Regions from separate parts of the Mus musculus genome. Here region 2 is linked to region 1. A link is a contact called in ENCODE Hi-C or POLR2A ChIA-PET data. All regions are on one chromosome and are shown on one strand. The core of a region is the stretch at or near the end of the contact, and the rest is flanking DNA. Distances in the headings are between cores, read along the strand shown. Region 1 holds the start of Puf60 (poly-U binding splicing factor 60). Region 2 holds the start of Eppk1 (epiplakin 1).

Region 1 (6,715 bases), core at 1,153-3,652:
GGAACTGGCAGCAGCATAACATAATGCTCTGTGAAGACCTTGTGATGGAACTGGGAACTATGGCTGACACAGCCTATACACAGAGCTCCTCCTGGTGCTACCAACCTGAGTGTGTACTACTGTCTTTGCTCCATTGTGACTCAGAAATGATATCCCAGAGAACACTAAAGTAGTGACTCCAGTGGTACAGGCATCCACTCAACAGAGGCTGCTTCTCAACACCCACTGTAAAAGCATGCCTCAGGCACCAGCCAGACACCAGTGAGAATGGTGACCCTGGGGCACACTCATAACTTCCTGCCTCTCCAAATGAGTCTCCCAGGGACAGGAATAGTGCTGAAAGCAGCACACAATGCAATGCATACGCACAATCCCAGAGAGCACTCACTTGTGGACAAACCACCCAATTTAGCCCATTTACCTCCGCAGAAAGTTCTCCCATACAGAGTCTAAAATTCTGTTCTAACCAGTCACTGGGAGAGCCTAGAGAAACTATCACTTGTTATCACAGCTGGTCACTAATGTGTACCTCAGCCATGGTGCATCCAGAGAGGGGGAGGTCCCTTGAGGGATTTATTTGCTGCTGAGTGTCTCAGGTACGCAAGCCAAGCTCTGCCCTTCACCAGCTCAGAATAAAGAGTTATTTCCATTACACAACATATTAAATACCCTGAGCAAATCACCTAAAATCTAGTCCTGAGGCTCTTCCTGTGCAGGGGCATGGCCTATTTCTCAGGCAGCAGCGAAGATTTATGGAATCAATTTCCATGAAGTCCCTTAAGTCTGCATATGGAAAGTAAGCCACAGGTTCTAGCAACATTAGTACCATTGAGAGCAGTGCCAGACCCCAAGAATAGGACTGGCTGAAGGACGCTGTCTTCCATCTGTTCAGGTCCCTTCACAGGGTGTAGTGCTACTTCCTGGGTAGCCAGGCTTGTACTGAGCACTGTGGATGCAGCAAAACAAGAGAAAGAGAGAGAGAGAGAGAGAGAGAGAGAGAGACAATTCTCGGGGGCCTTGTGGTCAAATGCTGGCAAAGACGGCTTCAGTGGTGAGACTTACTGCTCGAGACCATCTCAATAATGACACTATCTGTCTAGCATCGCGCTAACCTTTCAGTCTGCATGAACAACAGGGGCTACCCAGAAATGAGGCATCCACTCTCCTCCAGTGCTGTTTAAAGTATTTTATACTCTGCCCTCACCCTTTCTTCTATCATCTGACAGCCACCTAAGGGCAGTCATCAACTCCTCAACTCTCTGGTTGTCTTTCCGAAAAGACCATTTACACCAATAGCGTCAAGCAGCGGAAGCAGGAATTTTTTTTTTTTTCTTTTGAAGTTAGCCCTGATGTGAGCAAGACATACTAGATCCACCCCTCACAAGCTGGAGCAAGTGCCCCTCTCCCATTATGAAGGTGCAGTTCCCAGCTAAGGCTGAGGAATGGCAGCCTGTGTGTACTCTACTCGACCCTACCCTACGGCTGGCCTCCAGGCACCTAGGGCTTAAGTGGTCTCAGCCCTTGCTTCATCCCCTCTGAGTGAGGGTGGCGGCTAACAAAAGTCTGGATTGCAGTGGGGTTAGGTCCAAGAGATAAATAGTCCCTGAAGGAACTCCTGGTGGTAGCCATTCAAGGAACATTCCCGACTGACTAGGGCAGAACCAAGTTCAGCCCTTGGAGCGTCCAGCCCAAGACAAGGGGGTTAGCAAAGTCTTATGATGCCCACCCGGACCAGTGACCGAGGCAGGCACCGGCTGTCGGGTTCCCCACAGAGGCAGTGACAGAATGGCTGTTTGAAAGGTGTGGAGGGGAATGGGGGTTGGGAGAGATGCTCTTCCCCTCCTGCGTGTTAACGGAACGGGAAACCCTCGTCTCTGCACCATGGCGCAGAGCAAATGCTAACGGGTCCGCCCCTTCCGCGTCCCCAACACGGGGCGTAGCCGCGCGGGTCTGGAGCAGGCACCAGGACACCCTAATGCCACCGGACGCCTAGACAGTTGTCGCCCAGTCTCGGCAGACAGGACCGCCCCGCGGGGATCCAGCAGGGCAGCTCCGCGGCCGGCCCACCCCGCCCAGCTGCCGGAAACTGGAGTCCTCGAGCCGGAAGCTGCAGTCGAGCCCCAGCCGTGGCCGCAGCCGCGCGCTCCCGCTCCGCCTCCGCCCCGCGTGCCGGGGACCACGGTAAAGTCCGTACGAGGTCCGGGTCGGGCCGCTGCGCACCCAGGGTCCCCTCCGCACCCTGTCCCAGCCGACGACTCACTCCTCCGAGCTGAGGGCCGCCCCCTGGCCGCGAGGGACTCACTTACGAGAGCTATAGTCGCCGTCGCCATCTTGCGTCCGTCGCGGCCGCCGCGCGCGCCACAAGCATCAGCTCCCTCCGCAGTCTCGCGCGATCTGGGCGTCGGACGCGGAAATCTCGCGACGTACGGCATAGCTACGAGAGCGGAGACCGAAACGCATTTCCGGGGCGGAGCAGGCCGTTAATGTACCGGAGGAGGACGGGGCGGGCCGGGGTTTTGGAGTGGCGACCCGGAGAGCCCTCCCCTGGTCGGGGGGGGGGGGGGTCGACATTTTTGAGTCAGTTCCGTCTGCCTCTTTTCCTACCACCCTATTTTAGTTGAGTCCACTCGCTGAAAGCTCGTAGACTGCGGAGACAGAAGACAAAAAGACTGATGCATCGTCCTTTGCATTGTCCATCTAAAGTCAGGAATCCTCATTCATTTTGAAATATGGTCTCTTTCCTAGTGAGAAAATAGCCGTTGACACGAAGATGGCCCCCAAAAGATGGCTCCCCAGCCTGTCCTGTGGTTATTGTCCTGTGGGCATAAATGTGTACGTTAGTCCCCAAGTCCTGAGCTATGTGTAAATATGTAGTTCATCTGGGCTTTGTGGCCGTAAGGCTGCCTGCAAGGCACCAACCACATCTGTAAGCTCAGGCACCTTCAAACTCCACCGGATAGCCATTCTCGTTTTCCACCCCTCGGGTTTTCAGACTTTAATATAGAGATCTTTAGCAAAACATGGCAGAATATTTTCCTCCCCCTCGGTACCCCCTTTAAACAGGAAAAAGCTCTACTGAAAGCAAACCTAAGTGGGCAGAGAAGTGGAATGCTGGGGAGCCAGGGGAGGGCCTTAGCAGGCTGGTGTGTGATGCTTGTGTCTTGAATTCTCCGAAAATGTGCAGATAGTTTAAAAAAAAAAAAAAAAAAAGTAGGTGCCTCCAGACTTCTATCCCTAATACAGGTTACTAGTCGTTCTGGCTCTGCCAACAGTGCCTGGAGATTAGCTCCTCCTGGGAACGAAGCGCTGAGACCCAGCTTAGCATCTCACTCTTAAGCAAAAGTGGCCAGCCAGAATCACCAAGCAGAAGAGCATGAAAAGAAACCAAGACAACAAAGGAAATGGAAGATACCTAAAGATGTTGCATCCCCCAAACAAGAAAATAAAGATCATGAACTTAGATTTCCCCATTTAAAAAAGAGAAAAATTAAAACGGCCAGGTGTTGGTGGTGCACTCCTTTAATCCCAGCACTTGGGAGGCAGAGGCAGATTTCTGAGTTCGAGGCCAGCCTGGTCTACATAGTTCAGGACAGCCAGGGCTACACAGAGAAACTCTTGTCTGGAAAAACACCCCCCCCCCAAAAAAAAACAAAACAAAATCTGCAAATGAGCGATTCGATAAGTTGAAAAATAAAGTTGAGCTATGTGTGGTGGCATATACCTGTGATCCCAGCACTCCAGAGGCAGGGGCAAGGAGAAGCTCTGTGAATTGGAAGCCAACCTGGTCTACCTTTCCAAGTAGTTCCAAGCAACTGCCAAGACTACATAGAGAGATCCTGTCTCAAAACACAAAACAGAAAACCCATAAAGTTGAAAGTTTCAAGAAAACAAGCGATAATCACATTGGCCAATATTCTTCAAGAATTAGAATTAGATGGGCCCACTAGAGACTCTGAAAATACACACACACACACACACACACACACACACACACACACAGGATGTTGAGTGGGCTGGGTCTCACCACCACCACCAGGGGGAACCCCAGGCACCACCCTCTGATAGTGATGGACCTTGCTTTTCAGAAAAATCTTTGGTAAGCTGATAAAAACTCTGAAATGTTGAATCTGTCTTCTCTAGAACTAGCCAGAGATCAGACTGCATGATGACAGTATTTGGCTGCTTTAGGTATCTTGTGAGTCAAAAGTGAAGAGTCAATGGTTTTTAACAAGCACTGCTTCTGAGTGCCTGTTCCAAGCATGGGCAAGGTGGATCTCTGTGAGTTGGAGGCCCTGCTGGTCTACCTTTCCACTGAGTTCCAAGCAAATTCCAAGATAGTCATGACTATATAGGGAGATCCTGTCTCAGAAAAAAAAAAAAAAAAAAAAAAAAAAAAAGATCAGGTTGGCCTTAAACTTTCAGATCCACCTGTCTCTGCCTCCAGTGTGATTCTATGTACCCCTGCCAGCAGCTGATGGAACAGATGCGGAGACCCACAGCCAAACGGAGCCTAAAATTGGAGATTTGTAACCACAGAATCAGCTAAGCTGGCCTCACAGGGCCTATGCTAGCTCCTCTGCATAAATATTATGGTTGTTAGCTTGGTGTTTTATGGGACTCCTAACCATGGGAATGGGGGTGTCTCTGACTCTTTTGCCCGCTCTTGGGACCCCTTTTCACCTCCTGGGTTGCCTCATCCAGCCCTGATATGAGGGTTTGTCACATCTTGTTATGCTGTGTTGGGCTGAGATCCCTGGGCGGCCTGCTCTTATCTAAAGGAAAACAGGAGAGTGGGTGTGATGGGGGAGGGGGAGCTGGGAGGGGTGGAAGAGGAAACTGTGATTGAAAGCAAAACAAAATTAAATTAAAAAAAGAAAAGAAAAAAGTCTTCACTCTGCCCTTGAGCCCTCTCAGAGCAGCTAGCTCCTGCCCGTGCTTACCCATAACCACCTGGTAAACAAATGTAAAACAATAGAAAATACAAATTCAACATCTCAATAATTTATCTAGGAGACAGGAGAGAAATCAATGAACAATTCAAGAAAATGTCATCTTTTTCTTTTTTTTTTTTTTTTACTGTAGCAGGTCACTGATAATTTCCAAAACACTAGGCAAAGAAAGAATGAGGAGAAACAGAAGAGCTCTTACACAAAAGGTCAGAATTCCGAAGCATGGCAATTCCTGGAACTAGAAGAATGTAACATGACACCCTTAAGTCCTGAGGAGAGAATGCTTTCAGCTAAACAAACTTCTCACAGTTTCACACGTCTAAGATTCGAATAAGGATAAACAGGCAAAGATTCCATAATTTCTCATCCATTCTTCTCTGGGAAGCTTCAAGTGGGGGTAAGTGAAGAGGAATGCATGGGTCCCGGAGAGGAGAGAGAGGCATGCGGACAGATCCTGGTGCAGGGCAGCCCACACTGAGGACTGAACCACAACACAGGAAGAGGCAGCAGGCTCACTCAGTGGAGATCCAGCAAGAGAAGGGTAGTCAGTTGGGCTTGGTCCTAAATATTGAGAGGAGCCCACAGATGAATTAATGGCAAACAGAAAGTAAGGAGCAGAGCTGGGGAGTGGCTCAGCAGTTAAGGGGGACTTGCCACCAAGCCTGATAATCTGAGTTCAACCCCTTGAGCCCAAATGGTGGGAAGAAAAAAAAAAAAACTAACTCCTACAGGTACAGGTTGCTGTATGACCTCCTTGTAAGCTATGGCACACACCACAACCACCACCACACACACACACACACACACACACACACACACACACACCCCATTTAAAAGAACTAAAAAGGAAAATTATTAACTTCAGAGAAAACAAAAAATTGTGCAATACGGAAAATATAGTGTAGGACACGTTGTCCTCTGCTAAAACCTACGCTGATGGAACTGTAATACTCATCACCGATGCCCATCAAAGTGGGGTGATGCTGGGGCAGAGAGTGGGCAGGTGATTAGCCCTACAGACTGCCATGTGGGGGCACCATGGAAAAACCAGTAAACAGGACTAAAAGCGCGCTTGTGGGGGCACGGTGGCACATGCCTTTAATTCCAGCATCATGTGAAAGTGAAGCAAGCCTGGTCTATGTAGTGAGTTTCTGGCTGTGATGACTATTCCTGGTTGTCAGCTTGGAATGAACTCCAATCCAGAAAAGGAGGGTACACCTGTGATCCAGATCTTGAGGCTGGAAAATACAGGCTTCCGACTGGACCCTGACATGCAAGTTGAGGCATAGTGACCATGGAAAGCTTAGGTCCAGGTAAGGTAGCCTTTAATCCTAGGAGACTGAGACAAGCAGATCTCTGAGTTCAAGGCCAGCCTGGGACAAAGTAAGGCCAGCACATCTGTTAGAGCCTACTTTTTCAGGACTCCAGTTTATACCAAAGACTAGCTGAAACTAGTAGCCTTCTTGTGGGTCTGAGCAACTACTAGATTTTTGGATTTCCCATTCACAGCTGACCATTGTTGGGTTAGTTGGGGCTACAGGCTATAACTCATTACAATAAATTCCCTTACTGTATAGAGACATTCAGTAAGTTCTGTGACTCTAGAGAACCCTGACTAATACATAGGCTGAGGCTAAGAGATTTGAATTTTTGTAAAATCAGGGTAGATTGCATTTGCTATTCACTATTGACCCTGCCTGGCAAGCCAACTTTTAAAACAGTATGTTTGCTGTAAGGCATGATGGTTCACACCTATAATCACAGCA
Region 2 (6,715 bases), core at 3,045-5,544, 39 kb after region 1:
GTAGAACCCATTGGCCAGGATGAATCCCAAGTCAGGGTGGTCAGGGCTTAACTTAGGGGAGAATGTCTTCATTAGTACATCCCAAACTCTCAAAGCCCTTAATGCCCCTGTATCTTTGGATGTTCCTCCTTATAGTCAGCCTGCCTCCTGCAGGGTCCAACGATTGTCTCCCACAGCTCAGCCTAGTGGCCCAAAAGGAAGTCAGGAACCAACCCAAGAGGGTGGCAGGGGCCAGGCATCAAGTTGGCCAGGGAGAAGAGCTCCCAGAACAAGAGGACAGTCAGAGCATGGTGGTAAGGACCCTTGGAAACATAAACTAGTCTGATTCTGGAGCCTGTGAAAGGCTGTGATTCTCTAAGGAAGGCAGCCAGGCATGGACAGTTTGCTTGTGACTCCCAGGCTAGTCTGGACTTATTCATTAGATTGCAGGCCCTGGGTAGGGCCCACAGACACAGTAGTAGAATCCAGGTTCTAGTGACAACTTGAGGAGCCAGAGGAGGGTAGCCAAATGGGACTAGCCACACAGAGTTCCAAAAAGAATTAGTAGAGCAGGTAACCCTAGAAGAGGTGACAGGGCTATTGACAGACCTACGTGTGAACAAGAACCCAAGTCAAGTGCCTGGGGTGCAGGTGCCACTCAGCCTCCAACTCCTTGGCAAGAATGGACCTTAAGTGAAACAGGTCCATGAGAGGAAGCTAAGGCAGGCCAACCCTCCTGGAGAAGAGCTCTGGTCAGCCACTCATTGACCATGCCTCGGCAGTGACATGGGCCAGTTCCTAGAGCCTGAGAGTGACTGGTGTCCTGCATCAGCTTGGTGAGGCCACAGAGCTTCTTTATGGTTGTCTCGTGTCTTTAGGAAGAATGACCTAAGGAGTTCCTTGGCTGTGGAGAGGGAGGTGTTTACTGTGGGAAAGCCAAGAGGTCAGTGAACCTGACCAGGGCCCCTTTCATTGCCTAAACATAAGTGGCTGTCACATGGGGTGTGGGACACTGGCTAAAGGCACAGCCTAGACTTCTGTGTCCAGGTGACACCCTGCAGTCTGAGCACCATCTCTAGGACATAGTATTCTAAAGCATGGATTTCCCATAGTGCTGGGTCCCAGAAGAGCTACTCAGGCCCAGGAAACCAATGCCTAGAAGCAGTTGCCTATATACAGGGAGAGTGAGTTCCAGGGTCCATAGAAAAACACTTGTGAGGGCAGACCTGACTGGTGGGGTTAGGGGGGGAATAGGAGGGAGGGAAGTGGCCACTACACCATGATGTAGTGGTCCTCATAGCCATGTGGTAAATGAAAATGTACAGCTACTCTGGCCAAATAGAAGACTCCCAGGGAGGGGGGGTCTGGTCACGCCCCAGTGACCCCAGTCATCAGTGTGTACTGAGTCAGTGTTTTGTTTTGTTTTGTTTTTTTCTAGAACACTGGCTGAGATAACAGACACCCAGTCCCAAAAGCCACTCTAATAGGGGCAGGTCCATCCCCCAGACCTTCTTTTTCCTGTACTTCCTCAAGTAGGCACTCAATGGTATCCTAGAGACTGCATCTGAGTTCTGCCCAGACTTGCCTATTTTCAGGCACAAGTTAGACAGCATGGCAGACCAGCCTCTCTACCAACCTGCCTTCTGTCCCTTCTATGCAGTCTCTAAGACCACCTCTAATCACTCATTCTGGGCTCTGCTTCTCAGCATTGCTTTGGGTACCTTTGCTGCCTACTTAAAAGCATTGAGTTGGGGGGAAAATCATGCATGGCAGTGCCCACAACAGGGCAGAACACAGAGGAGAGGCCCGTGGGTGGTGGAGGCTGGTGTCCCCTGAAATATGGGTAGATGAGGGTGGGGAATCCAGGGCAAGCAGTTCACTGCCCAGAAAAGGTGGAACACAGAGCCTTGGAATGACAGTTGGGACAGAGCCCTGCCAGAAGGACATGCTCTTGAGTGGCTCCTGACCTGGACATGGACAGCCAGCCCTGACAAGCATGCTTTGTACGGAAAGGCAAGGCCTAAGTGAGAAGTCAACACAAACTTTAAGCAAGCAGGCTCAGGTTTCCCGAACAAAGAAGAGATTCAGGGTGGGAAGCCACTGACAGCGATCCAGAGAGCAGGGACTCTGGGGAAGGGGTGGGGCCGAGAGAAGGAGTCCCAGTGTGTAAGATGCTGGCCTGTGGTTACCAGCCACTCCCTGTTGGCTTGTGGGTGACCTTGGGCCTAGTATGACTCTCCCCGGGCCCCGCCTCTTCCCAGGAGGATAGAAGAGGAGACAGTTGGCATCCGTGTTGGTTGTCTGGGAAGACAACCAGACACATGGATCAAGAAGTCAGGGTGTCCGAGGGGTACAGAGAGCTCCATCAAGGTGAGCAGGAGACCCAGGTAGTGTTGATAAAGGTAAAAAATCAGGGTCCTGGGCTTTGGGGCAGCAGCATAAGTAAGTCATGAAGGGGCTGGGGAAGGTAGGCAGCACATATTCCCCAGGCAAAGAGTTACGAGAGATGAAGCTCTCCCTGTCTCCCTTGAAGCCCACCACAGGATTCCCTAGGTGCCAAGAGGAAAGAGAGTCAGGACTTCTGGGGTATCGAACACCCTTTGTCACCACACTGAAGGGTGGGTCCCTCACCCCAGGCAGGGACAAGGATGGGCACAAGGGTCCGCTACAACTGTTGCTTGCTCTGTGCTAGATCAGAACAGAACTGGGAAGCCAGGCACATGGAGCCCAGCGCACATGGAGACTGAAAATCTGGCCTTTGCCCCCACTGAAACCAGCATCAAGAAGGGCCCCAGGAGTCAGTGACCTCGTGCCAAGGTTGGCATGATAAGCAAGTGGGGGTAGGGACGCAGCCCTGCCCCCCGACCCTCCCCCCACCCCGTCCTCTTCTTCCCAAGGATCTTGATACCACCCAAGGGCTATATCCCTATGGCTGCTCACCCTAGATGGACAAGGATTACAGCACCTGCAGGGCCAAACAGCACACCACACATCTGCTAGAAACCAACCCACACCCTCGCGAGACCGCACAGCAGCCTGGCAGGGTCCTCAGTTTCCCGAACGATCCCAAGACTCAGGGGCCTCCCACCTCCCATCTGAGCTCAGATGACCCAGGTAAATGGGGCCCAGAACGGTCCCGCAGCCCCTCACTAAGTCCGCCTGGGGCCGCTGGCCTCTGGTTCCCACAGCTTTTCAGTTTCGGTTCTCCAAACTGCCCTCATTTCCTCACCTGTCGTGACAAGGCTGGCGCGGTCCTCTGTCTCTCCGCTCCCTCCACGCCGGGAGCCCCGCGCCACAAGCATTTAAATCGGCATGGCCCCTCCCTATGTTGACCCAAGTCCCTTCCCCATTGAGGGCGGTAGGCGGGGCTGAAAGCCAGGTTGGGCACCCCACAGGACAGGTGGAGTGGGCAGGTGAACACAAACTAAAGCATGGGGCAGGGCTACCTCTGAGCAACTCAAGCTGGGAGAGGCTGTTGAGTTGCAAAGTCCCTCCTTTCCTCCCTCCCTCCCTCCCTCCCTACTACAAGTCATTGAAAAAGAATGCGGGCCTGCTCTGGGTTGGGAGTGGAGAGCAACATGGGCTCTGTGGCTTTTGAATGAAGTTTGCAAGGGAAATGAAGACCCACCAAAGAGAGTTTCAGTTCCCCAAACTCCTCTTTATTGCTGAGAGTGAGAGACATGCCGGGACAGTGGCGGTGCACGCCTTTAATCCCAGCACCTGGGAGGCAGAGGCAGGCAGATTTCTGAGTTCGAGGCCAGCCTGGTGAGAGACCCAACCCCACTCTGTGTGCTCCAAGCTCCTGCTCAGTCCCTGAGCATGCTCTGCCACGGTTTCCTGTCCCTATCTTCTGGATCTTGGAGTCTTCACAGCTCCTCAGTGGACTGCTCTGAGGTTTTGACCTTGTAGGAGCTGGAGTCTCTGCGGTCTTTGACAATTGGCAGCCCTGTCTGCAAGGGGTGGCCAGGCTTCATCTCACCATTCAGCTCCCTGACATTTCCCACCCCCCTGGGGCTCAAATAAGTTCCTCAGTCCATCTGAAGGACCCAGCATCAGGAGAACCTAGCATCAGGAGGACCTAGCATCAGGAGGACCTAGCTCTGAAGCCCATCCCAGCTCTCACCTTCAGAGACAGGGGTCTGTTAGTGCCCATTTGGTTGGAGGTCCAGAGCCTCAGGGTGATGACCTCAGGGGCTGGCACACTAGGAGTCCAGCACAGGAACCTTTCGTGGATCTTCTGGCTGGTTCTCCCCTTTGCTGCTCAGAGATCCCATGTCGCTAGGCCAAAGCAGATGGCACACCTCTCCTGCCCATCCACCACCACCACCACCACACCCTGATGACTTACATGTCCTGTCCTACCCCAGCTCTCACCTCTGACTGGGTCATTTTTGACCAGAAATTCATCCAAAGCTGCCCAACCACCTCCAACACGAACCATCATGGCTCCTCGAGCTGCCTATGGAGCCAGAGGTGGGGGGAGTGGGGTTATGACACCAAGCCTTCAATACAGGGGTTGGGGCAGTTCCTGGGGCTCTGTCCTCCCCACCGTTACAGGCCCACACTCACACCTGCTTACCAAGGCTCCCTGGACCTTGGGCCTGCCTCTGGCCCCTGATGCACTTGACCCTTCTGGGTTTCTTGCTCTGACCACGCTATTGGGCTGTTTCTGGCCACTGGAGAGCCCTGGCTTGAATGTGATGGAGACCTTGTGGAGAGGCCCACGTCTCCCCCAGTTATAGCTAGGCCAGCCTTGTCCCACGCTGTCCTGCTCCTCAGTTGACAGGAAGCTATCTGCAGGATCCTACTGGGAAATGTTTCAATGCTGCCTGTGGCTTCGGGTACAAAGCACACCCCAGACCACTTTATTTTATGACCAAGTCAATACAGATAGTGTCTTTACAAGACCCTGGTGTATGTTGGCTCCTTGCTGGGAGGTAAGACCAAGTCCTTTTCATGTGCCCAGATCTATGGATCTATCTGCCCTTACCTGTACCTGGTGGCCCTGTTCCAGCCGTTCCCACTGGTCCCTTTTGTCCTCGCTCCTCTTGCTATGCTCTGGCTTCCTAAGACTCCAGTTCTCCATGACCTCTGACCACCATGGCCTCCAGCTCAGTTCTTTTGGAATCTTCCCCAGGAGGCAAGCCTTAGCTCTACTCGCCAGATCCCCAGGCGGCTCCTGGTCAAGACTCATCAAAGCCAGTATCTCCCTTGGGGCTCGAGTCCAGTACTTTGGGGTGAGGGCCGGAGGCATCTCCTCTAACAAGCTGTGGGCTTGTACCACCTATGCATTAGGGGGAAATGTTAGGGAACTTGGAGGACCCCATGCCAAAATTGCCCACCACTTCACCACCTCTCTTGAGCCAACGTCCTCATCCCCCAGAGCCTCTTAGAAGTTCTGCCCAGCACTTTAGGCCTTCCAGCACCTCCAAATGGTCTTACAGAGGGTGTGGCTCAAGGACAGATGTGTCCAGTATCAATAGGCTAACCCTGGATTGCTACACAGTTACAGTACAGGCCAGAGCCTCTGGCCACTGGTCCCACCTTGATCCCCAAGGGTTCCGCTTGGCTCAGTCTATGGGGGCACAAGACCAACTTCTCTACAAGGTGGCCCACAAGCAGCAGCACCCCTTCCAGGGTGTGTATCCTGGAGAAGAGATGAACAGCCATGAGCAGGGTAGAGGGCCAGTGTGAGTGGGGTGGGAGCAGCTGGTGAGCAGGCTCACCTCTCGCAGGAGGGGCTAGACATGGCAGCCCGGCAGCCCTGCAGGTCCATCAGCAGGCCCAAGTGGCAGGTGCTCCCATAGTCAGCAGCTCCTCTCCTTCCTAGCCATGACACTGCCAGGGTTTGCTGTTCCCACAGGAACTCCTGCCGTCAGAGTAGCCTGATGTACTATCGGTTTTCAGAGCGGGAAAAGTTGAAGGGCAAAGTCTTTTTGCCTCCGTGGGTCTCAGATCTTGAGCCCTCTCCCTTACTCTGTTCATCTAGTGCCTTGCACTGTTCATCACCTTAGCAAGAGGACCACACATGCTGGCCCAGTCCTTCTACCCCTAGGCCTCTTCAGTGTAGGGAGGGCAGCCACACCCCACATTGTGCTGATGCTCAGAGCAAGGTGAAGAAAGCCAGCAAGGTCCTCCCTGTGGTTGAATTGTATCCACCATCACCACCGCCCGTTCCCATGATGAAGTGCCAGCCTTAGAGAGAGGCAGTTGCATGTATAACTAGCAGTTATACATGTGATCACAGTGGAATGTAGGCATCGATGTGACTGCTGCCCTTAAAAAAGATGGGGGTTCCCCAACAACTGGAGCAGGGACTGTCCTGTTCCCCTAAGACTGCCTTGTCCGGTCTTAGTGGGTGAGGATGCGCCTAGTCCTGCAGTGACTTGATGTGTTAGGGTGGGTTGATTCAGGAGGGGCCTCCTCTTTCTCAGAGGAGAAGGGGAAGGGGGGCTAGATGAGGAGGGACCTAGAGGAGGAGGGGGGAGATGTAAAGTGAATAAATAAATAGATTAAGGGGGGAAAGAAGGGGGATTTGGGGACTGGGAAGATAGCTCAGCTGGTAAAGTATTTACTGAAAAGCGTAAGAGTATGAGTTTGATCCCCTAGCATCTATGTAAAAAACAAACAAGGAAAACAAATTAGTATGTGGTAATCCCAACACTGGAAGGGCAGAGGCAAGATTCCAAATAAGAACTTCAGGTTCAGGGAGAGAGACTCTGACTCATAAAACGAG

The links. Hi-C counts contacts between places; a loop is a spot of excess contacts on that map. ChIA-PET counts read pairs that join two places held with the same protein, here RNA polymerase II (POLR2A).
Region 2: a map of CH12.LX shows a loop between it and region 1 (2.1-fold over the local background). The contact joins the promoter of Eppk1 here to the promoter of Puf60 in region 1. A Hi-C loop is called at or near these places in 2 of 37 maps with a recorded cell type or tissue (CH12.LX and v-Abl transformed pro-B cells). POLR2A ChIA-PET finds 5 or more read pairs at or near these places in 3 of 5 experiments (Patski and embryonic stem cell).

What each region holds. Positions count from the first base shown.
Region 1 is chr15:76,078,544-76,085,258 of GRCm38, forward strand. Puf60 (poly-U binding splicing factor 60) reads right to left here and starts at 2,403. Exons shown (of 12, transcript NM_028364.2): 1 at 2,307-2,403. The coding sequence starts at 2,330. It overlaps Gm48952 (a long non-coding RNA gene), which reads left to right and starts at 3,983. Exons shown (of 2, transcript XR_003951572.1): 1 at 3,983-4,096; 2 at 5,083-6,715.
Region 2 is chr15:76,115,901-76,122,615 of GRCm38, forward strand. Eppk1 (epiplakin 1) reads right to left here and starts at 4,295. Exons shown (of 3, transcript NM_144848.2): 1 at 3,209-4,295. It overlaps BC024139 (cDNA sequence BC024139), which reads right to left. Exons shown (of 16, transcript NM_001142968.1): 10 at 5,706-5,848; 11 at 5,524-5,626; 12 at 4,970-5,263; 13 at 4,559-4,783; 14 at 4,354-4,438; 15 at 4,103-4,236; 16 at 3,617-3,929. The coding sequence ends at 3,846. Gm52196 (a long non-coding RNA gene) reads left to right here and starts at 2,159. Exons shown (of 3, transcript XR_003951574.1): 1 at 2,159-2,349; 2 at 2,672-2,796; 3 at 2,877-3,248.